5 separate regions of the Homo sapiens genome follow, and all the other regions are linked to region 1. A link is a loop called in an ENCODE intact Hi-C map of the cell type or tissue named here. Cell type or tissue: natural killer cell. All regions are shown on one strand. Region 1 overlaps PIP4K2A (phosphatidylinositol-5-phosphate 4-kinase type 2 alpha). Region 2 has its middle 14 kb from the start of ARMC3. Region 3 overlaps PIP4K2A (phosphatidylinositol-5-phosphate 4-kinase type 2 alpha). Region 4 overlaps PIP4K2A (phosphatidylinositol-5-phosphate 4-kinase type 2 alpha). Region 5 overlaps PIP4K2A (phosphatidylinositol-5-phosphate 4-kinase type 2 alpha).

Region 1 (5,000 bases):
GGAGCCAAGCAATGTGCCTAAGATTCCTGTCTAAAGCTTTCTATGAACTAACCAAAAAGGGCGATTTACAAAGATAAGACTAAACTTCTGTCATCATAATCATAGACTTTTTGTAGCCTTTAAAATAAAGTAAAATTGTTTATGTATTTTTATTATCATTTACTTTCTTGCCTTCTTCCAAGGCATGCAGCAGACATGTGTTTTTAAAGGCAGCACAGTGGCTCATGCCTGTAGTCTCAGCGCTTTGGGGGCTGAGGTGGGCGGATCACTTGAGGCCAGGAGTTCGAGACCAGCCTGGGCAACGTGGTGAAACCCGGTCTCCACTAAAAATACAAAAATCAGCCAGGTGTGGTGGTGCATGCCTGTAATTCCAGCTACTTGGGAGGCTGAGGCACGAGAATTGTTTGAACCTGGGAGGCAGAGATTGCAATGAGCCGAGATCACACCACCGCACTCCAACCTGAGCAGCACAGGGTAATGGTGAGGGCACTGGTCTGAGATCTAGAACATTCATCAGTTCTTGTAGATTGCATTTAGTCTCTTTGAGCCTTAGTTTCCGGGTCTATGAAGTGATGGAAAATAAGCTTGGGGAGAGAACAGGCTGAATTAGACCTCTACCTTGGATCTTTTATGACTCTAAAAATGGATTTACTCAGCCGGGCGCAGTGGGGCACGCCTGTAATCCCAGCACTTTGGGAGGCCAAGGCGGGCAGATCACCTGAGGCTGGGAGTTCGAGACTAGCCTGACCAACATGGAGAAGCCCCGTCTCTACTAAAAATACAAAATTATGCAGGCGTGGTGGGGCATGCCTGTAATCCCAGCTACTCGGGAGGCTGAGGCAGGAGAATCGCTTGAACCTGGGAGGCGGAGGCTGCAGTGAGCTGAGATTGTGCCATTGCACTCCAGCCTGGGCAACAAGAGCAAAACTCCGTCTCAAAAAAAAAAAAAAAAAAAAGGATTTACTCGAAGACTCGACTCGTTGCTCTAGGAAATGCTGTAAAGCATGGGCCTCGGAAGGTGACTCAGGACAACCGTCCCAAGAAACAGAGTCCGATCAGAAGACAGTACAACCATCATCTCAGCAGGGGCCTAATGATGGTTTAGGACACCTGGGCTGAGATGAAAGAGAACATGCAGTGAAAATAACACTTCACAGATTCCAGATGTATTCAGGACAACGTCAGCTAGAACGAGCACATGAGCTCAGGGAAGGAGGTCTTATATCTTCAACACAGTCACTGTGCTGCCTCAAAACAGTCTATCTACTGACACTGAATAAGAAACTCCTCAGTGTGCTTTGTTTTGTTGCAAAGGAAAAAGGAATCACAGCATGATGTTGGATGCTTGGACAAGTTGGGAGGCCCTTGATGGAAACAGAGCTTGGGAGTGACCTTCAGGTGCCCCCGAGGGGTCCCTCCATGTATAAATAAACCTCAAAGAGCATTAGAGTTGGAAGCAACCTTGGAGATGATTCCAAACCACTCAATATACAGATAAGAAAACAGACCCAGAGAGCAGAAATGACTTGCCCAACTCAGTTCTCCAACATCAGGTGGGCTGGTGTACATGGAGGGCCCTGCAGGGGCCCTGCCCAGAGCCTCCATCTCCCCCTGCCGTGCTGCTTCCCTGCCTGGGCTCCAGAGTATGGTGGGCATTATGAAGGGACAGTCATTTTTCTATAGTGACATACACCTTCTAATGCCAATTTAGAGTGTGAGCCAGCTGGCACAAAACCAAACCTGTCTTCAGGTTTTCGATTTTGCCAAGTAAAGTGTGTAGAAAATATCAGTAACAGCCACAGTGCTAATGCAGTCCGGAGTCTGTTATTTACACTTTTATTAACATGTGTACAAAGCTATCTGAACTCATTCTAGGACTGTTCATTACTTTACATTAACTGAGTAGGAAGAGTAGGAGCTGTCTTCTCTCCACGCAGGAGCTGAGACAGATGTGTTTGTGGAATAAGCCTTTGGGACAGGAAGACCGTGCTGCTGAGCCCTGGGCCCAGAGTCAGGCACTCACACAGCGTAACACAGGGCTGAAGGAGGACCAGCACTTAGCATTTCCTGTGAGTCCTGTTGACTGTGGTGACGATGTCAACCCTAAGAATTCTTCACATTTCTGACCATGTGGCACACTGCATCATGTCTATTTAAATTAGTTTATGTGGTCTGAGAATTGTCGGAGGTTCTTGTTTTCCTCCTGTCACTGGTTTCTGCCTTTAGAAGACTGTCCCATCCACTTTCTCTGCTTACAACTCCACAGATTTTCTTCACAAAGAATGCCAAAGTTGAAAGGAGCAATCTTTTATACTGGGAGTGCTGAATTCTGGGTTACTCTATATTCTATATGCACTCTCTATACTACTAAGCTGGGAGGATTAAAAAAAACGAGAAGGGAAAAAAAGAAATTAAGATGAAATTTGCAAGTTAAGACCAGCTCTGCATGGAAAAAAAAAAAGCCTAGCAGAAGACACCATTTAGAAAAATTCTTTCTCTTCTCAATCACCTAATTTAAAAGGGCAAATCTGAGATGAAGCTGATCCTACCTAAGGCCTTAAAAACACCCTTTAGAGGGCTGGTTTAGTCCTCTTCATCTCCAAAGTAAAATATTCACTTTCTGGAACACTTACCCTTATCTACCTGTCTGTCTTCAGGAGAAAGCAGCCAGATAAAATTACCCAGTGAAATCCACCCAGGCTTTGGAGAGATCTACTCTCATTAAAAATCAAATTCCTTGTCATGGACACACTTGGAGAGTTATATGGTCTGCAATAAAGTGACATTATTTAAATTCAAAATTGGGGGCTGGGCACAGTGGCTAATGCCTGTAATCCTAGCACTTTTGGAGGCTGAGGTGGGAAGATCACTTGAGGCCAGGAGTTTGGGACCAGCCTGGGCAGCATAGTAAGGCTCTGTGTCTACATAGCATTAAAAAATTAGCCGGATGTGGTGGTGCGTGCCTGTAGTTCTAGCTATAAGGAAGGCTGAGGTTGGAGGATCACTTGAGCTGAGGAGTTCGAGGCTGCAGCGAGCCATGATTGTACCACTGCACTCCAGCCTAGTTGACAGACAGAGACTCTGTTAAAAAATAAAAACAAACAGACAAAATTGGGGATTCTGCACCTATCAGTTCAAAAGTGACAGTAAGTTATTTCCTAAAGGCCTCAATAATAACTTACATGTTAAAAGGAGAATTTAAAATTTCACAAGGAAGTTTCAGATTGAAAATTCCCAGCCCACAAGGTCTTCCTTCTATTGCTGGCCCCTGCTCACTTCCCTGTGACCTCTCAAACCAGACATGGGCAAAGGACATAGATGACGACAAAACAGAATGGACCCAGGAAGCAGCCTCAGAGTGTCAGGGTGATCCATCTCAACAGCAATGGGCTGAAGTCAGGGCTTTGCGTCCTCCCTCCAACTCACCCTTCCCACCTCCCTTACTCTGTTATCTGATTATCTGCAAAGAAAGACAGCTGGACTTAATGGTCTCTAAGCTTCCTGCTCATTCTTCTAATTATTATTCTGCTGTCAGTTTGTAGAGACTTAGGGAATGGACGATGATTTACTATTAGTTTATGGGAAAAAAATCTAATAATCAACATGCACAAACTGCAAAAATACACTTTCTTCATTGGCTATTCCTTTTCTTCTTTCTATACATTTGATAGTTTCATATTATAAATTACGAAATTAGTTAAAGTCACCTGTTCTAAATAAAAATACTGATACCATAACCCATCCCAAAAAAACAACAACAGCCAAAATCAACTTTGGGAAAAACTGTCTCTTATCGAATAAATTAAACTAGTTTCAACCTTTTGGGAAAAAAACGTCTCTTACTGAATAAATTAAACGAGTTTCAAACTCCAAGCATTCTTCTTCCTTGAGATATGACTCACATATCATATGACTCACCTATTTAAAGTATACAACTCAACAGTTTTTAATGTTTTCACCAAATCATGCAACCATGACCACAATCATTTTTAGAGCATTTTCATGACTCCAAAAAGAAACCTGAACCTATCTGCAATCACTCCCATTCCTTCCCCTATCCCCCAGCCTAGAAAGGCCACTGATCTTTGTCTCTATATATCTGCCCATTCTGGACATTTCATATGGATGTAACCATACATTACACAGGTGTTTGTGACTGGCCCAAACATTGATCTTTCAAGTGCCCTAGCCTAGACACACTCATCCACCATGAGGCTGTCTCTGGATGAGTGAGGTGACCTGGCAAGTGCTCTCTACTCAGGCCAGCACCCATACACGATTGCAGTGGACACATCACAGCCAATAAATGTTGCTTCTAAGTTTGCTCCTAGCATAGGGAGCTAGAGAAAAACGAACAGTTGGACAAACATTCAAGTTCTAGGGCAAAGCTGTATGATGCAGGGCAGGTAAGAGTATGACAATTTAGTTCATTTTCGCCTATTTTGCAACGTGGTGAATAAATGTACTTTTCCCATAGCCAAATACCTTTCCTACCTTACACTATCCTAGCTCAAACCACAAAAGCTGTTTGAGGCTCTGGTGCTATCTCGGTCCTCTCAACAGCAAATAAAGGAAGGCAATGATAGATGAAGCTCCCTCTGTAATGCCTTTTTACATTTATAACTGGAAATTTATTGTCCTTTCCCTTAAGAAAAGGATTAACGATGCTGTCCTTTCCCCCTTCCTCTAAACGTCTGCGCTGAAGATGTTTATTTCCGCAGTCGGAGGTCCAGGATTAGTGGAGCCCCCAGAAGGGGGAAGGAAACATAAATGTCAATTTAATTAGCTCATTCTTACCGCCAATCTTTTCTCTCTCTCATAAAAGTGTCCTCATTTAGTAACAGTTACTTTTCCCTGCATTTTTTAAACAACCAAGCATTTTGCATATTTAATTCTCTTGAACTAATCACGTAAGTCTTGTATAATTTGTTTTTTTTTTCCATTTTGATGGTCGTTTGTATACATTCTGCTAAAAATCATGTATGAAAAGTTTTCATTTT
Region 2 (5,000 bases), 320 kb after region 1:
CTTCTAAATGCAGGCCATAGGATCCTCTCTAATCAGGGTGGTAGTCACCACATGTTACTGGAAAGACTCAAGCCCAGACTTCCTTTTCTAGCAGTAATCTTGTATCATCTTGATCAAGCCAAAATCTCTGGCCCAGTTTGGCCAGAAAACCCTAGAGAGATCAGACCCAGGATCCTGGCCTCAGTAGTTCCACATGCTGTAGGATTACCTTACAGCTCACAACAGGCAAAAAGAAGAGCTCTTTGATCCATTCCCTCTACTTTCAACACACTGGCCTTCTTGGGGGAGCCTCTCAACCACATTCTATTCAGTATAGTTTATTCTGGTGATTTGGAACTGGGTTTTAGATTAACCTAGTTCTTCTCAGTTCAGGGGATCCTTTCTTAAACCAGCACAGTTACTCTGGTTTTTGTTTGTTTGTTTTTTAAGACAAACTAAATGTCAGAAGCCAACCTAGGGGAACCACTTTTTACCTAGACGTTGCTCTGACAGGAGTACCTACTGTTTATCCACCAGTATGAATTACACATTCCAGGTAGAAGAATTTCTTCCACCACTGGAATAAGCCATTTTGGAGCATCCCTCACAGAAGATGTTATCTCAAAGGGGTAGGTTGTCTCAGACATCTGTTTTTACTCTTTTTCTAAGCGAAATGTACCCTATTTTATCTTAAACTTCACAACCACTAGCAAACAAGCTGCTATCTCCACAATGCAAATTACAGAAACCAAGTTCAGAGTCAAAAGAATGTAAAAACTTGTCTAAGAAGTAAATGATTGCTACTTAAGGACCTCGTCCACTAAGTTAAGCTGATTTTAAAGGCCCGGAGTCAAGTACACAATGAGCCTTATTTACTTTGAAACTCTATCATTCAGGCTTTTAAATGATCTTTTTTATAGAGTGGCTGCCTCTCGTCTGAGGGGATCTTATTTTTCGCTGTGGGCACTTGGTAGTGTTACCCTTCTGAATAGCCAACAGGACTTCCCACTGTTTCATGACCATTTGCAGAGCAGTGTCAGTCTTTGGAGCCATTAATTTTTTTTTTTTCTCCTCGGTACAAGAATACAAACACTCTGAAATTGTGCCAAGATTTCGCTTCCCCCATAGCATGAGGTAAAGAGGATTTACAGGCAAAGAGCGCCCTTGAACGGCAGCCAACAAAGCAGATAACTTTTAAATAACACAGTGTGGTGGAAGAAACTGCCTTGTGGCAATCTACTGTTGAGAGAAATAGCAACTATTTATGGTACATATTGGCATATGTATGCTTAAGCTCTAGAAACGGTGAAAGGTTACCACACTGTTTATAGCTTTCCTTACATAGGTAACACTGAACTGAATGTTAAAGAAAACAGAAGTCTTTACATTTTTATTATTTATCTTCGACTAATTTCAGTTGATTTACAACAATAAACCATATGACTAATTCAATTTGGATGGAAATGAATTCAAAGACTGCATTAAAAGGAACATATTGTGATCATCTACCTAGTATTGTACAGATGTACCCTTTCACTTGAGGCAAATTTAGATTTCAAAAGTAGATAAACAATAGATAATTGCTTTCTTTACTGAAGAGTTATCTTAGTTCAGGTTGCTATAACAAATACAAGTGCATTAAACAACACACATTTATTTCTCACAGTTTTGGAGGCTGAGAAGTGCAAGATCGAGGTGTGAGCAGATTCAATATCTGGTGACGGTTCTCTTCCTGGTTTGCACACAGCTGCCTTCTTCATGTATCCTCATGTTGCAGAGACAGAGCTCATGTTTTTTCCTCTTAAGGGCAGTAATCACATTATGAGGGCCTTACTCTAGTGACCTAATATAATCCTAATTATCTCCCAAAGGCCCCACCTCTAAATACCATCGCATTGGGGATTAAGGATTCTACATATAAATTTTGGGGGGACACTAACTTTCAGTCCCTAGTAAAGGTTCTTTGCTTTTTGTCTGTGAAGTAATTCATTCTCAGATTTCTCTAAATAGTAAACTCTCTTACTGTTCTCAAAGTATAATTAGATTTCAAAAATTCTTTTTTTAAAAAATCTATTTTCTAGAACATATCTACTGAGTCAAATGAAGTTTTTTTGTGCTAAGACTCTCGGGTTGCTAAAAATGGGAGAGCTGATACTATCATGTGGTTTAATTAGTTTCTGACACTAACAGCACCAAAGGACTTGTGGGTAGCGCATGGGAGATAAAACGTCATCTAGGCATGGAAATAGATATGTTGACTATGACACAATCTAGGGGAGAAAGATGCTGAGTCTGAAGGTCCATAATAACTTAGATGCAGCAAGAGTGTTTTCTGGGGTGGGGTGGGAAAATCCATCATGATTTCTTACCTCTTCTAGTCCTAGTTTACGTTCACCTACAACTATAACATTGCGAAATTAACACGAATTAACATAGTTAACTTCCTGCTCAAATACTTCAATATCAGGAAAGAAAATTGGCTGATTTAGGGAAGGTAAGACCAAGTTTCATTAAAAATTACATAAAAGACACATTTTATGATCTCTGCATGTATGGATAATGCCAACTTACTAGACTAGGACTGTTGGGAACAAAATTCTGTAGATCCAGCCAGGAACTTAATGGTGGTCGGTAAGGCTTTAGATGAGTGCCTCTCAAACTTTTTCACACCAAGATACTTACAGAAAATGACAATATTTGTAAGTCACACTGAGCCTTCCAGTCAAACTGGGAGAGATTTGGGGAAGTCAATAGGTTAGAGTGCAGTGGCACTATCACAGCGCACTGCAGCCTCAAACACCTGGGCTCAAGTGAACCTCCTGCCTCAGCCTCCCAAGTAGCTAGGACTATGGATACAGTAATTTCTCAACAAAATCTTACATATTCTTGATAGTCACCTTGCTCACTCCAGCCTGGGCAACAGAGCAAGACCCTGTCTCTGAAAACAAAAAAATAAAAGAAAATAAATTACATGCTACAGGTTCAAGTTGTAAATGAGATATTGTGTGTGGGGGTGTGTGTGTGTGTGTGTGTAAAATACTTGCAGGGGCAAAGCCAATGATCTCATTTAAAGATGTGAAGCTATTTATATTATGAAATCAGTATTTAATATATCCACAGTAATTTTTATTTCATTTTCTTTATCATAAATATATAACAAAGAATATTCACTTTTTTTACTAAGGTGATTTTGTCAGAGACTACACAAGTAGATGTAAAAAGTAGCATATTCTTGCTTTGTCTTTAATGAATTAAAACTGCTTTCTTGCTCTTATCAGATCATTTCTTCTCTGACCTTTTAAAATCATATTTCATAGGCTTATCACTTTTAAACACAACTCCTTTCTTTGACAAATGCAACATTGAAATAGTTTGTGATAACAAATGGTTTTGAATCTTTTAAAATGTTTTCTTATTATTTCAAAATTTTAATAAAGTGCTTCTTCCAGCAAAAATAGATACAGCTTTACTGGTCTTTCTAACTCTTTAGCACACAAAGTCCAACACTTACTAAAACATCAGTAGTGATTTCTTAAGTCCATGGATATTGACAGTGCACATTACTGTATTTCTTGTGGTCCTTCCAAACTTGGATCATGTGTATTAAAATGCTTGAAAATGTTAGTTAACACATTTTTTTAAGCTTACAACTAATCTTCGACTCTGTAAAGTAAGAATAATTTATACTCACATAAATTTTAATTGTTATTTGAGCTCAGCTATTCTTAACAAAAAATTTCATTGGTTATACTCTGTGCTATGAACCAGGAAAGAGTGTTTTTTTGATCTTAATTCTTTGCATAGAGCTGAAAACAGATATGACTACAGTGGCTTGGATTCGCTATCTTGAGAATATCATTTAATGTGGACTATAGATGCATGGAAAAAGTTTTACACTAACATTTATGTGTAATTAAAATGATGGATTCTTTTACTCATAGTATTTGAAATGAACTTTTTATGTAAAGCCGCTAACTACTATGAAAGCAGTATCACACCCATTTAAACAGTGTTTCTAGTGTATTTTATTTCTTCTGACATATTCATATAGTACTTTAAGTATCTTATTTCAAGAACTTTGTTTTGGTAACTCTTTGTAAGACAGATAATGTTTTTTTCCAAGCATTTCTCTTTAGGCAGTCTTAACTAGATTTATTAACTGCACGTTACTAGAAATGTCCATAGAGTCATCAGTCTTTGTTTGATTTAAATATTTTCTAGAGTAGTGCTTCCTCTGTGTCACCTCACATCATAAATGCATCTACTAATGGTACTATATAAAAGTGACATCTTTTCTATGACTTTGCCTTGCTGTTCTCAAATTTTCACATAGGCTGTTAAATTGAATGATTCTGCAATTACACATGGAACTTGGCTTTAGCTATGAAATTGAACTTAATGTAATACTGTTGAATCTGATTTCACAAGAGAATTTTGTTTCTTATTTTGAACTTGCACATGCTTTAAGAAGTTCAAAGCTTTTTCTCTTTGAGATATAAATTTTGTGGGGTGGAGCTGGCCTGATTTGCTAGGCACTATTGTTTCACTTGATAACTTTTCCAAGACAAAAAAAAAAAAAATTAGCCTAATTAGGGTGAGGAAGAGAAAAATTAGTGAACTTAAATGCCAAACCAAGATTATCCTCATTATTCTGCTTGAAAGTGACTTAAGCTTCCTGATCTCTTGGCTTTCTTGGTTGACCATTTCTGCAATATTATTTTGAAATTCTTCTCTCTGGCCAAGTGCGGTGGCTCATGCCTGTAATCCCAGCACTTTGGGAGGCTGAGGTGGGCGGATCATGAGGTGTGGAGTTTGAGACCATCCTGGCCAACATGGTGAAACCCAATCTCCACTAAAAATACAAAAAACGAGCCAGGCGTGGTGGCATGTGCCTGTAGTCCCAGCTACTCGGGAGGCTGAGGCAGGAGAATCGCTTGAACCTGGGAGGCGGAGGTTGCAGTGAACCCAGATCGCGCCACTGCACTCCAGCCTGGCAACAGAGCGAGACTCCGTCTCAAAAA
Region 3 (5,000 bases), 69 kb after region 1:
TCTTCTAAAAAGACATTCCTAATTAGCTAAATCATAATAAATTCCTAGAGGAAGAATTACTAGGGTCAGGGGTATGCCCACTTAAGGCTCTCTCTCTCTCTCCATATATATACATATATATATATATACATATGTATATATACATATATATATATACGTATATATATATACATATATATATATACATATATATATACATATATATATATACATATATATATACATATATATACACATATATATATATACATATATATATATACATATATATACATATATATATACATATATATATATACATATATATATACACACACACACACACACACACATATATATATACACACACATACACACATACACGAACTATTGTTCAGAAAGACTATTAAATTACATTCTCATCAGCAATGTGTAACTGTTGTTTTAATTTACATGGATAACTACTGTGACTGAACATATTTATGTTTCCTGGCTATTTATATTTTTTATCTGTGGTTTTTCCTCTTCATGGTTTTTTTAATTCCATTTTCTACAGAATTACTTTTTCTTGGTGATCACACACAATAGTATGCCTTTATGCTTGCCAATTTTTCTCCATTTTTTTCTTTTGATCTTACTTATGATAAGCATTGATAAAAGAAGTTTTCGCTCTTATGTGGTTAAATCTATTAGTCTTTAAGCCCTTTGTTTTCTATTTGGTATATACATGCTTTTAAACAAAAATTCTACAATCCAAAATGTTTTACTTTTATTTTTTAATGCTAATAAATAATGTCCTAGAGTTTCAACATAAAAGAAACATTTAGCTGTATGCTTTCAGTACGAAGTACTACCACAGAGCCACAGACATCTTCTAGGTCTTAAAATATATTACATTTGAAAGTGAGAACTCTGTTTGGGTGAATTAGCAGATTTCATTAAAACTTTGAGGTTTATATTAGAATACTAATAACACAAAATGGAAAACTGGACATCATTGTTCTTTTGTCCCCCACTCCATGAAAAGTTTTATTTTCCTTTCACATTATATAAACACAGGATCCTTGAAAAAAATTCAAATAGAGAAAAATAAGGAAAAAAACATAACATTATTGTAATAGCAATACCCAAGATAACCACAATATTTTGATTTTTGTATACATATCTTTATGGATATATTTAATACATTCATATACAAACACACACACATACATTTTTACATAAATGAAAAACTGGCTCTATGATGTCTGTCTTCATCACTTTACTTTTTTCCCTCTAACCAACCTGTGACTTTCAAGCCTTAACAAGCCAAGGTGCGCAGCTTGGTTGGTATGTGTGATGACAAAAGCAACAAGAGAAATGCTTTGCGTTTTAAAAATATGAAATCCTATTACATATATTTCTCTGAATGTGCCTTTTCCTAAACTACATCATACAGATCCCTCCTACACAACTGGTCTAGCTCACTTTTAATTATATTACTTCAGAGAGTGAACGCACTATAATTTATTTAGCTGTTCCACTACTGAAGGTCATTCACTTTGTTTCCATTGTATCTTTTGAGACAGGGTCTCACTCTGTCACCCGTGCTGGAGTACAGTGGCACTATCATGGCTCATTGCAGCCTCAACCTCCTGGGCTCAAGAGATCCTCCTGCCTCAGCCTCCCAAGTAGTTGAAACTACAGAGGTGCACCACCACACCTGGCTTTTTTTTTTTTTTTTTTTTTTAAGAAAAAAGTAATGGTGTCTCACTATGTTGCCCACACTGGTCTCAAACTCTTGGGCTCAAGCAATCCTCCCACCTTGGCCTCCCAAAGTGCTGGGATTACAGATGTGAGACCACTGCACCTGGCCTGTTTCCAATGTTTAGATGCAATATACTATGATGCTATAAATATATTTATATATATAGACATACACATATATATACATACACACACAGACACATACATATATATACATATATATACACACACACAGTTTTACTAATCAGTACTTTTAGTTCTATGGGATAGATTATCAGAAGTGGGACTGTGAGATCAAAGGCCATATATATTAATTTTGATTACTATTTTCAGATGGCTTTCCAGGAATGCTATATAAACATACAACATTCTCTACAATGTCTGAAATAGGTTTCTAATAAACTTGACCAAGGAAAGGTTGCCTTGCCACCTATCTTTAGGAAAAAATCTAATACAACACATTTTAATTATTTTCCCCTAACTCCAATAAGTTTTGATGCTACTTTCATTACTCTCCTTGTTTCCCAATAATGCTTTTACCAATATTACATAGGGAAACACAGAAAAGAATACATTACACAAATTCTTCCACCATGAATTTCAAAATAAATATCTGAGAAATGTTGAGAGCTACAATGCCTTTAAAGTATATTGTATAACTTACTGATTATCAACCAGTTTTTATGATGGCCATCTAAACTCCAGGGGGAGAAAAACGTACCCTCATATAAAAGTCACGGGAGAAACCATGACCTTTCAATGCTCTTTTCCCAATCTACCAAAGAAAAGGAACAGCTTTTTATGCAGCAGGAAGGCATTAATTTAGGAAGCCTGTTTTGAAAAATTATCGATCCCAAAAGATATTATCAAATACTTAAGTAGAACCAAGGAACAGCTCTAAAATTCTACTCAGAAGGCAATTCCAAACACCCAGGCTAACACAGCCCCTGTGTCAACATCCTGCAGCTGGCTTATCATCAAATGCTTTCTTCAGCCTGCACAAACCCCAACTGCGGTTCTTCTTAAGTTCTCCCTGCACTGTTTCCGGCACCTACATTTCTTTTTTTCTTTCTGCAGGCTTCATCTGAAACAGCACTCTCCCAGTAGTCACTTGCATTTGATAAGCCCTACTACCCCTTTGCTCCCCGAACGTACATTTTCCCATTACATTTGTAGAAAGTTTTTAATAGTCCTATACCGATAGGAATAATATACCAATATAGCATCAGAACAACCAACATCCACATCTCTGCAAGAAAGTTAATCATTGGCCGATGCCATTCTATGAGGCACATGTAAAAAGGGCAGGTGAATCTATTCACTACCTGCTTAATAACAATCACTTTCCAATTAATATTAATAACTATAGCAAATAACATGGAAAGAAAAAAATACCCACATTTCCAACTCACAGACTATAACTTTGTAAAAATAATAATGTGTTGACTGGCACAGAAGTCCTTCATCAGAGTCAGAAAAATATTTGCCCTGATCATGTAAAATGCCTTATTTTGCCAGGTGAAAGTGGGTACTAACGGTTTCACATGATGCTTAAAAGAGCAAGATCTTGATCAAGTAGCAAGGAAATTAAAATAACTAGTGTTCAATTATATTCCACAAACTAGCTTTAAATTAATTTAGTTTCTCAAGTGGAAAAAAGAAAGCAACCACAGAGTTTTGATGTGTGTATTCAAACAGAGCACGTTAAGTCTTGAAATATTACATAATTTTTTATGAATACCAAATTAGAATTATGGTAGCAAACACCTTAAGATTTCACTCTAAGTCCTTTGGCTTTGAATGTGTTGCTTTCATCCAAAAGATTAAAGTGGGAAAGTAATATCTATGTGGTTTTACTCATTCTTCAACAAACTGAAGATCACTTATAAAATCGATAATCGTAAAAACAAATTTAGCACCTAACAAATGACGTGCTTCTCATGTCACATTCCATGAGATACACATTTATACACCAAGACATTAATCTGGGAGGTTATAAAATTAAAATTCTCTTAGAAAATGAATCCTTTGCCTTTATTTTTTAACTAGAAAATAGATGTCTTCCAGCTTTTCCCAGAAACTAATACTTGTAAAAAGAGGATTTTGAAAAAAACTTTGTAACAATTTTAAAAGTCCTCCAAAAAGTTTTAGAAGTAAATAATACTTTCATGATTGAAAGGACTCTTAGCCACAGAAAATCCTGAAGTTTTCAGTGAACTTCTGTGTGTGTGTGTGTGTGTGTGTGTGTGTGTGTGTGTGTGTGTGTGTGTGTAGAGAGGGGGAGGGAGGGAGACAGAGAGACAGAGAGAGAGACAGACAGAAAGACAGACAGAGTCTCACTCTATCACCCAGGCTGGACTGTAATGGCATGGTCTCGGCTCACTGCAACCTCCGCCTCCCAGGTTCAAGCAATTCACCTGCCTTAGCCTCCTGAGTAGCTGGGACTATAGGCGCGTGCTACCAATCCCAGCTGATTTTTGTATTTTTAGTAGAGACAGCGTTTTACTATGTTGGCCAGGCTGGTCTTGAACTCCTGACCTCGTGATCCGCCTGCCTTGGCCTCCCAAAGTGCTAGGATTACAGGCGTGAGCCACCACGCCCAATCTTAAGTAGTATTTTTTAAACTGGTCTTTAAAATTCCCTGCATTAAAATTTTAAAAGATTCTCTCAACGTTTCCCAGTAGGCCTTTTCATCACAGACTATCACCAACTAAAAAGACAATGGGCTGAAGTCAAAGCAAAACTAAGACCTCTCCTGGCTAAGTAGCACAGTGTTTTTTTTGTTTGTTTGTTTTTTAATGGTATGCTAGATAAACCAGATGCTTCTGGATCATATTGAAATATCATACAAAATAAAAACCCTTCATTGGCTTACAGGGTAGGCAGCTCTCAACATACAATTGGGCTGTATTTCAAAAGTAAAGCTCTAAGCTCATTATTTGGAACTCAGAATGCATTTTCCTGAAAATTCAATGTTATAAATAGAAGCTGGTTTTCTGAACTAGTCTGCAAAATTCTATATGGCCCACAATGTAAATGAAATACTATGCATGTGGATCAATGCAGAAAATACTAGAAAATATTCCTTTCCAATACACAGTCTACTAGCAACAGTAGATATTAAACCAAACAAAACACGAATGGGAATTTATATAAGAAACATGTACTTCTCTTGAAGCCTGATGCTTCAAGCAAAACATGGTTTGGGCTGTTTTTGTAAAGAAAAAATACCAAATAAGATAATTTAACAGTAAACTTTGGGGATGTTTCTTCAT
Region 4 (5,000 bases), 48 kb after region 1:
GTTACAAGAATTCTAGCCACCAGCTCGCTCCATTCCCCTCCAAAGATTGCCTAACCTGACCCAGTTGACCTGAACCTTTGCCATCCCAGGCCCCCAAATCCCTCCATGGGGCTCTCCAAGAGTCATAATTTCTCATCAGCAAAAATTAACCTAACGCTGAACCTTTATCTTTTCATGCCAGCCAAATTCTGATTGTCCCCAAGGACCACACTTCCCTTGCAGCCCCCCTCAAGTATTTTTTTCTTCTGCGCAGGAACCACAGAACCAGAAGATGGGGTAGGTGCCTTGTGCTCCTCCTGACCAATCCCACACCCCCATTCCCTCCTCCTCCCTGAAGCGGTCATCCCCTCTGAAGCACCTACCATCACATTACACCACGCCTCTGCCTCTTGGAAGGCTCCTGGCCACTTCCCCTTCCCTTGGAGGGTTTATCATCCTCCAGAACCCAGCCTGCCCCACCATCTGCAGTGCAATGGCTCTCAGTTTTTAAAACATTTCTAGCCCTAATCTCTCCACTGAATTCTAAACTCCTGCTAATCACCATCCCCAGCTGGATCTCTAACAAGCATCCCCAAAACTAAACAACACGTAAATATGAAGTCCTGTTCTCCCCTGGCCTGCAACCAGCTCCTGCTCACCCCTCCCTCTCTCAGCCAGTGGGACCTCCACGCACAGAGTAGCACCTCCATGCACAGAGTAGCTTGGGCCCAAACTCCCGGAGTTGACTCTGACTCCCCTCTCACCCTGCAGTCAAGTCTTCAGCAAATCTGTGGGCTCTTTATTCAAAACATGCCCCAAATCAGCCACTTCTCTCCACCACTGCCTCTCTCTTCAAAGCCATCAGCATGATTCTGCAGATGGCGGCAAAGCCTCCTGGGAGGTCTTGGCTTATCAGTTCCACACCTTGCAGCCCAGGGCATCCTATGCAGAACATCAAGCTAATTATTTCACATCCCTGCCCAACTCCTCTACAAGTCCTCACCTTGGCTAAACTCCTGCCTGGTTTGCCCATGGCTAGTCCGTCAGGCTTCGGTCCCCACCTCACTTCCCAGTCTCTCACCTCAAGTCTCCTCTCAAATGCCACCTTAGCAGATGGGGCTCCCCTCACCACCCTATCCAGATGGCACCCACCACTCTAATCTCCTTCCCTAGCACTTGGTAGCACCTGACCTGACAACTTACTTTGTTCATTTTTAACATTTTCTCTCCGCCTCCTAGAATGTAAGACAGGACAGTAGGGATCTAGTCTGTGTGTCTATTTTTTCCCTAGTGTGTATCTTCTAGGACCTACACTTGTGCCAGGTAATTAGTGGACAGGCCATAAATATTCAATAAATAAATGAACTAAATGAACCAACCAAGTCACCATTATTTGTTTCATGGCAACTTGCCCTAACTGGAGAAGAAAAAGAACTGCTTCGGTTAATTTCCAGATACTCCTAGAAATTCCCAATCCATAAGAGTCAGTAAATTCGCAAGACAGTTTTCTAAGACTTACTGCCTACCCCCTTCCCCCTATGCTGGGGACTTACTAAAAGAGCAAAGAAATATTAAACTATCAGGTAGAACCAAATCACTATAATTGGTCAGAATTGACTTTTAAAATACCAAAATTTTGATCTTTTAAAATTTTGATTCTCCACACTAGGTTGAAGCAACTCATTTTGAAAACGCAATTTTTTTAAATGGGTGACGATGACAAAAAAATATTAATGCTCACGTATAACACCACTAGTGTGTCTGGTTAGTTATTAAAAATGAATTAGGGCCAGCCACGATGGCTCACGCCCATAATCCCAGCACTTTGGGAGGCTGAGGTGAGGGGATTACCTGAGCCCAGGAGTTTCAGACCAGCTTGAGCAACATAGTGAGACCCTGTCTCTACAAAACATTTTAAAAATTAGCCAGCCATGGTGGCAGGACCTGTAGTCCCAGCTACTCGGGAGGCTGAGATGGAAGCATCACTTGAGCCTGGGAGTTTCAGGTTGCAATGAGATACGATTGCACCACTGTGCTCCAGTTCTGGGTAACAGAGAAAGATTCTATTTCTTTAAAAAAAAAAAAAAAAGAAAAGAAAAGAAAAGAAAGAAAAAGATTAGTTTTGAAGGAATGAAAACAAGTAGAATACTGTAAACTTTGTTAAAGTAACAAGTGGAAAATGTCTTGAAAAACATGAAGATAGTACTTAATTTTTTTTTTTTTTTCTGAGACAGGGTCTCACTCAGGGACTCAGACAGGGTCTACACTCCAAGCTGGTGAGATCTCAGCTCAGGGCTCATTGCAGCCTGGACCTCCTGGACTCAGTTGATCCTCCCACCTCAGCCTCCTGAGTAGCTGGGACTACAGGTACGAGCCAACACACCAGCTAATCTACTTATTTATTTGTATTAATTTTTTTATTTTTTGTAGAGACGGGGTCTCCCTATGTTGCCCAGGCTGGTCTGGAACTCCTGGGCTCAAGAGATCCACCGATCTTGGCGTCCCAAAGTGCTGGGATTATAGGTGTGCGCCACTGTGCCCAGCCTAATAATATAATTAACTCAGGTAAACCATTTTTAATTTCATGATCAATCTGCCTGAGAAAAGGGGTCAGCCTGGCAGTGCACAGTAACAGATGAACAAAGAAGACTACATCTGAAAGACAACTTTCCTACAGACACAAGGAAGAAAACAGGCTTCTCTGCTTTCTGTAGGCAGGTACTTTGGTCACCAAGAACCCACCTTTGGGGATGTGATGTGCCTCTCGATGAAGACATTGCTTGTCCCTAAAGTTGGCTGGAGAATGAGACAAGAGGAATAGAGAAAGGGAGATTAAGATTTCCTTGGACTTTTGTCTATAGTCTTACTTTTAAAAATAATTCTCATGGCCTTTTGCTGCATTTTTATTCTTTCCTTTCACACAAGAGAGCTTATCAACAGCTCTGACAGCTCATTTCGTATTTGGTTTCTGGTTATCTTGTACTCATCTAATAGGTGGTAGTGGTGGTTTTCAGTTCACACATTTTTCTTACAAACAGCCTTGCTCTCTGAAAAGACAGGAAGCAGACTAGTATGGATGGCAAAAAAAACACAAAAATCAAGACCACCCTTACTTCTGCTGAGAATAGTTGTTTAGAAGGCTAATTTGGTTATCAGAGAGTAAAAGCCACAGTATACAACCTGCGTTTGTAACTTGGGAGGGACACTTTGTCTTCCCTTTCTGAAGGCAAGCCAAAGTGGGCCCCAGGATCTCCAGTGGGGAGCACTGTTGTTTGCACCCACCTGTGGAGTCTGAGAGTCAGGACTGTCTTAAAGACAAAGTTTATCTAGTTAGATCCTTCTTAAGATAGGTTGGCTGATATATCCTTTTCCTTAATTACTACTTTCTATTGTATGCATATTAAGTAGAACTCTAATGCTTCCTTCAGCAAAAACTCTTCAAGACAAAACAAAACAAAAAACAAAACAAAACAAAACAAAACAAAAAAAAACAAACCAGGATGCAAGCTGACTAGGCTGTCAACCTGGCTGATCCATGGGTGTTTTCTCTCACTGAAACAAACAGAATTGTTTACTTCTACTACAAAGTTTTTTCAAAGAAAGATGGAAAGCTGCTTTTTAAATGAGGCTTTATTGCTCTCTGGCCAAAGCAGAATAGGAAATGCAAGGCTTCGTAACTACTATTATTATTACTCTCATTATTTCATGGGCTTTAAGTTGCCTATTAAAAGTGTGTATGTGTGCCCATGTGCCATTTTTGGTAGCAAGATACAGGGTAGGAGAATCAAATTCTAAGTCTCATCAGACAATTCAGTATCTAGTCTCTAAATACTGTGTGTGTGTGTGTATGTGTGTGTGTGTGTGCACGCGCGTGTGCGTGTGTTTTCAAGCTCTGTCTTAAAGCAAATATGTTAACTATTTTGTGAAAGGCTTGTGGGACCAGAGGAGGAGGCAGGGAAGCAGATAAGAAAGTGAAAGGACCGAGGTGGAGAAAAACAGGCTCTCCTGGGATTTGATGGCAGAGGCATCCCATCTTAAACACCATCAGAGAGTCATGAGATCTACACAACATGGACAACAATAACATAGGCCACAACAGTAACTCAATCTGCATTCAACAACATGGAAAAACAAAGTGACTGGTGTGATAGATGACATGAAACACTCTCCTCCCAATCAGCTATCACATCTTTGTTCCAAGTAACAAGGAAAAGGCCTCAGAAAGGTCACAGAAGACAGGATTGTGGGGACTTTCTTCACATCAGGTCCACTGGGGAAGTGGCATATTAAACCACAGTAAATGACCCAATGAAAACAGGCTACTGGCAACAAGTACATGCAAGCGACCCTTTGGGATTTTACACGGCAGAAAACTCACCATTAGCCCTGGAAGCAGAGAGCTGGGAAAAACAAAAGAAAAACAATGTGTGAAAAGAAATAAGATCTTCCAAGAAAAGCATTTAGAAGATAAAAATAAAACATCGACAACATCTCAGCCACTGGATCTCTACTTTTGTTATCTAAAGACCTTCCTGAATCCTTTCCTACGTCTACCCATTCTTCAAGGCTGTTCAGACTTTATTTCCTTCCTCCTCAAAGCCTTCCTGGAATATTCAAGCCCTGACTTATCTTCCTTCCAGTCTCTGTCCTTTCAGAGTTAACACAAAATTCACTCTGTTTAAATATACAGTTTTCTCTCTTCTTTCCTGCAAAGGTTGTATCTTAAAATATGCTAAGTAAAAAGAAAAAAAAAGTACCAAATAATGAGTGAGAATATGTACAGAAAATATTCAGACAACCAAAAAACTCAATTAAGGACGGTGTGGGGAGAGTTAATTCCTTAAGTCTGCTTAGTAGTTACTCTGTGACTCCTTTATTAGCTGACATTAAATGGCCCTCTGGTTATTACAGTATCAAAGAAGAGGAAAAGTAATCTGAAGAATATTTCTTCCATGGGACAACTTCATTATTATTCTTCAATTTTTATGAATGTCTTTGAAAATCTTTAACCACTTGTTACA
Region 5 (5,000 bases), 85 kb after region 1:
ATGAGCCACACGTACCAGGAACTCAAGTGGCAGAAGGATTTAACTACATTCTTTACTAACATCCTGGATGAGAGGGTATTTTCCCTCTGTCATGAATGACAATAAAAAGGCTAGCATACATCCCTAGTCCTTTTCAGTTAAGTAACACTGCGTAAAAAACACCCCAAAACTTCATGGCTTAAAACCACTGCCATTTTATTGGCTCATAATGACATGGGTCAAGAACTCAAGGAGGCTCAACATTGTGTTCCTGCGACAGCTCAGCGAGGGCTGGTGATCCAAGGTGACCCTACACATGTATTGAGGTCTTGGTGATGTTGTTCAAAGAGTGAAGGACATGCCATCCCAAAATATGCCGGATTTTTATATTGATTAGTGTGAGCTGAAAACACTGAAAAAGTTGTAGATTCCAACTTGACCCCAACAAGCCAGGTGACCTGGGTCTTCCTGCATGTAGCAAGCCACAAAGATTCCTTTGGGAGGGGCCCCTCACCTATTCAGGCGAGAAAATAGCCCTTATCCCAGAGACTAGGGTTTGGAAGATGCAACTAACCTGAATAAGGAAATTTCTGGAAGTAGCCCTTATCTTCTACCTGTTTTATACTCCCCATGTATCCTCCCAGTGACTCCCCTAGAAATGTACTGCCCCAGATTTTTTCTTGTCATTTCTTCTCAAATGTATCGTTCTCAGCATAAAAGTGTCTTGCTTTGGCCAATTCCTTTGGATTTCACTCTTTTAAAGATTCCCAGGTGCAAGTAACACTAAGAAAATTTGTATTCCTTTCTCCTATTAATCTGCCTGATGTCAACCTGACTTCTAGATCCAGCTGAAGAGCCCACTAAGAGCTAAAGGGAGGTTGGAGGGGACCTCTGTCTCCCCTACACTGTCAGCTAGGCCTTCTGAGCCACCTGGCTTCTCAAGACCTGGCTTCTCAGCCAGACACAGTGGCTCATGCCTGTAATCCCATCACCTTGAGAGGCCCAGGCAGGAGGACTGTTTAAGTTTCAGAGTTTGAGACCAGCCTTGGCAACACAGTGAGACCTTGTCTCTTCAAAAAATTTTAAAAATTAGCCAGGTGTGGTGGCATGCACCTGTGGTCCCACATACTCAAGAGGCTGAGGTAGGAGGATGCCTTGAGCCTGGGGGGTAGAGGCTGCATTGAGCCATGATGGCGCCACTGTACTCTAGCCTGTGTGACAGAGCAAGACCCTATTTCTAAAAAAAAATAAAATAAATAAAATTAAATTAAAATTAAAAAATAAAACGCAGGAAAAGAGGTGAAAACTCCTAATTTCAGCTACCAGCAATATTTTACTGTAGCAGAAACTGACTAACTTTCCCTGCAAGGGTTAGACAGTAAATAATTCTAGGCTCTGCGGGCCACACAGTCTCTGTCACAATGACTCACCTCTGCTGTTTGAGCAGCTACAAACTGGCAAACAAATGAGTGTGGCTCTGTTCCAATCAAACTTATCTACAGACACTGAAATTTGAATTTCATAGAATTTTCACATTATGAAATACTTTTTTAGAAAACCATTTTTTTTTTTGTACATACGTAAAAACTATCCTTAGTTCGTGGCCACACAAAAACAAGCAGCGGGCCAGATCTGGCCCACAAGCCATAGTCTGCCAACTCCTGTGCTATAGTTAATTCAAGATATAAAAATGCTCAAAGAGGAGTACTCTGTTGCATACCTTATCCACAAATCCACACACCATCCCTGTGTAGAGAGCACACAACCCTTAGCTACTGAATTTTTCACTGTCCTCAAACTGTTCTACTTAAGAGCCAAAGTTACTTTTCATTAAACTTTTCTCAGTATTTCAACTACTGTTTCTTTTTAACCTAGCAACTATCAGGCCTACTCATTTCCTCTGCCAGGAGGCAATGGTAGCCCTCAAACCTCAAGTATGCACACCTTGCCTTTATTTTCTAGAAAAGGCCAGCAATCTAAAAATTAGGAAACCACCCTGTTCTGATCATGCTATTCCTAATATAGTGTTTTATTTTACTGATAAAACAAAGCATTGCTGACTTACAAATTATTGGACAGTAACAGTGTCCATGAACCTAAAAAAAAAGTGCCATCAACTTGACACTTGAGAGTTTAGCTAACAAAGTACACAAAGAACAAACCACATGGTTGGTGCTCCGTGGTGGGGGTGGCAGAAGCAGGAACCCGCTGACAAGCACATCACAGGCCCTCCAAAACCTCAGAGTATCTGTTCTTCCATTAAACCTGCCTCACTTGTGAATTCCTCCAGACTGAGCCAGTCTGAACTTGGCTCCTAGACTCTCTACTCAGGGAGGGAGAACTAGAACCTGAGGTTAGTCAGGTTCACACACCACATTAACCCTTGCTGGGAACACTTGGTAATTGCAACAGGATCTGAAGAGACACAGATGGTCCAGTCATCTTTACATATGCATCATTTGCGTCTGAAAATCCTGGCACTACCCATGACCTTGGGAATGAACAATGTGCGGTCATCTACCATGTCACCTGCTGTCTTCTTTACAACAAGACTGATCTTTCAGATCCTTCTTTATTTTTGCGTAGCTGAGGCCATTTCTGAAGCCAAAAAGAAAAGAAAAAGAAAAACAACAACAACAACAACAACAACAAAAACAGCTGACACGACAGTACAGTATAAATAAAAATGAAGAAACTTTATGTTGGATCAAGCTGATAAATTACTGTTCAACCAGCAGCCTCTCTAGCAAGGGCAGCTATCTGAGCTGAAGACACCTGGACTGCTCTCTGACTCAACTCTTATGAGTTCTGCTCATACCACCGAGTCAAGGCTTTAACAGTATTTGCATTTGCCGTTTTTCACTGTGATCTTAAGTCACAGTTTTTCACAGTGATCCTAAGTCTTCCATGCTGTGGTACAGACCCCAAGTTTTCGCAACTCAGAGGTGGGCCAAGTGCAAGGGGACCTGAGTCAGAGCCAGGTTTGATCCTGACCGCAGAGCTGACAGTGTGGACTTAGCCGAGTCACTTACTCTGATCTGTTTGCTCATCTGTCAAATGTGAATAATGACTTGTCCCCAGCCTTCTCCTCAGTGCTGGGTACAGGTCAGGTGAGATGACAAAGGTGAAACTGCTTTGTCAACTGTCGAAAACAAGTTATTTTCTTCTTCCATTAACTTTCCCCCTCAAGCAGCAACTGCTTTCTTCTGTTCCCTTCTGCAGGGTTTGATAAAGAAGTCTGTTGAGCACGTGTTTATCATGGTTTTTAATCACAGCTTCATCTTTCCAGACTGCAGCGTCCCTCCTGACTGTAATTTCTTCTCATGGTTTGGTACCTCTTTCAGTCGCCCCTCCCTTAGCCTTTCCCAGTCTCTCTTGTAGCTTTCCTACCAAGCAGTTCACACACACACACACACACACACACACACACACACACACAATTCAAAGTGTGTCAGATCTTGAAATATTTTCTTTATATCTCTCCTGGAATCGCCCAGCGCTTCCTTGCCCGGAACGTTCCTGGCTACAATAAGCACCACATCGGCCAAATACCCATTAGAAACTGAATGATTCCTATCTGAAATACTCACAAGAAGCCTGGAGCCCATTACTTTGTGTGTAGAATGTAGTCTTTTTCCCCCCCTTAAATGCATTACCTCACATCTGTCTGTATTACAATTTAGTATGCCAACTTCCCCACTCACAGTTTCAGGCCTGTGGCAAACCATCTTTCAGTTTATTTTCCCCACTGGCTTGCTGTTTTATGACTTAAAAATACTTGAGAGCAAAATGTAAATTTAGGCAATCTCAAAGACATTACTGATTGGGTCGTTTTAATTAAAAACCAGCATTAGTATCTGTGGTACTAACAGTTAATACTAGGTACGCTTTGTCTGAATCCCTTATTTTTTCTTTGATTGCCACTGCCTCTACTTCTTTTGCCAAAGAAAGTTGTTTAAAAAACTTTTAAGCTTATATTCCTTCTGCCAAAAGCTAACACACAATGTGTTTTATCATTATTCTTTGTAATGCGCTTGTTTCATTATACTGTTTCTTATACATATATGTTCATAATTTTTAAAAATATACCTATTGGCTTTCCTTGTCCTCTTAAAAATATTCCCTACCTCAAACAAAACATTCTATTAGTGAAACATAATTTGTCTATCAGAAAACCTGACACACCTTCCAATGTCCAGTATCAGCTCGAGCTCCCTGGCATCAAAACAATCCCTGGTCTATAGGATGCCACCCACTAAAAATCTTTCCAGTGTCTCAGGCATATGGCAAAGTGGCCATTTGTAAATTACCCTGGAGTTCCTTGAACACTTCTGTGAAAATGCACAGCCCATGACTGTTGCTTCCCAGCATGTCACCGCCCTGCCAAGTCATCTGAAGTTGTGCTTTGGTGGGTCCTTATAGCACTGCTTATGGACATCTTGTCCACAGCTGTCCGATACACAGCTGCTTCACTTTTGTGTTCCTGACCATTTCGGCAAGTGTCCAGCTAGTAAAACAGGGTGCTAGTAAGGGTTATTTTTACACCTGTGGAACCCGTGCAATAACAGAAACCGCATTACTGGTGACACTCTTGTCATTTAATTTCAACCACAGTAGATCTGCCATGTATATATTTTTTCAAGAAGTCTAATGTTTACATTTTCAATAGGACTTTGATTCTGAAAATGGTTCTGCTTGAATTGAGTATTTAAAGTTATGAGATAAGAAGTACAACTTATAATTACACAGCATAAGAGATTATATCCAGATAATTTTTAAAAGGAGTTTAAGAGTCCCAGTGTATACTCTTCAACTGATTTTATTAAACAATGTTTTGGACATTTAGCATCAAGTCATACTATTAATGAATCATAATACTAAAAAATTTCAGAAGAGAGGCGAATCATTAAGACAATTTTCCTTGTGAAATTTTGGTCATGACAGAATCAAAATCTCAGGGTTAAGAAAGTGAAAAGGGTTGGGCACAGTGGCTTGCACCTGTGATCCCAGCTCTTTGGGAG

What was found. Peaks named below come from ENCODE experiments on the same cell type or tissue, not always from the same donor. Only the 100,000 strongest peaks of a DNase experiment are listed, where the experiment ranks them.
Region 2: it touches region 1 in a loop (7-fold over the local background); 2 of 110 quality-filtered maps call a loop at or near these places.
Region 3: it touches region 1 in a loop (2.4-fold over the local background); 4 of 110 quality-filtered maps call a loop at or near these places.
Region 4: a loop joins it to region 1, with 2.5 times the contacts of the local background. A loop is called at or near these places in 4 of 110 quality-filtered maps.
Region 5: a loop joins it to region 1, with 3 times the contacts of the local background. A loop is called at or near these places in 3 of 110 quality-filtered maps.

What each region holds. Positions count from the first base shown.
Region 1 is chr10:22,595,270-22,600,269 of GRCh38, forward strand. The region is part of intron 3 of PIP4K2A (phosphatidylinositol-5-phosphate 4-kinase type 2 alpha); the gene reads right to left. Among named protein-coding and RNA genes, the nearest start is that of PIP4K2A, 120 kb to the right of the region's middle. RefSeq lists an enhancer at 3,856-3,905. In natural killer cell, no CTCF peak of the experiment used is centred here; DNase peaks (open chromatin) are centred at 2,082 and 3,959; H3K27ac peaks cover 4,828 bases.
Region 2 is chr10:22,911,499-22,916,498 of GRCh38, forward strand. No RefSeq gene overlaps it. Among named protein-coding and RNA genes, the nearest start is that of ARMC3, 14 kb to the right of the region's middle. In natural killer cell, no CTCF peak of the experiment used is centred here; DNase peaks (open chromatin) are centred at 1,703 and 2,193; H3K27ac peaks cover 2,239 bases.
Region 3 is chr10:22,663,920-22,668,919 of GRCh38, forward strand. The region is part of intron 1 of PIP4K2A (phosphatidylinositol-5-phosphate 4-kinase type 2 alpha); the gene reads right to left. Among named protein-coding and RNA genes, the nearest start is that of PIP4K2A, 48 kb to the right of the region's middle. In natural killer cell, no CTCF peak of the experiment used is centred here; DNase peaks (open chromatin) are centred at 2,732 and 3,392; H3K4me3 peaks cover 434 bases; H3K27ac peaks cover 4,319 bases.
Region 4 is chr10:22,643,498-22,648,497 of GRCh38, forward strand. The region is part of intron 1 of PIP4K2A (phosphatidylinositol-5-phosphate 4-kinase type 2 alpha); the gene reads right to left. Among named protein-coding and RNA genes, the nearest start is that of PIP4K2A, 69 kb to the right of the region's middle. In natural killer cell, no CTCF peak of the experiment used is centred here; DNase peaks (open chromatin) are centred at 2,984 and 3,854; H3K27ac peaks cover 5,000 bases.
Region 5 is chr10:22,680,458-22,685,457 of GRCh38, forward strand. The region is part of intron 1 of PIP4K2A (phosphatidylinositol-5-phosphate 4-kinase type 2 alpha); the gene reads right to left. Among named protein-coding and RNA genes, the nearest start is that of PIP4K2A, 32 kb to the right of the region's middle. RefSeq lists enhancers at 1,907-2,026, 2,767-2,986, 3,527-3,596. In natural killer cell, no CTCF peak of the experiment used is centred here; DNase peaks (open chromatin) are centred at 1,424, 1,894, 2,194, 2,954 and 1 weaker place; H3K27ac peaks cover 4,934 bases.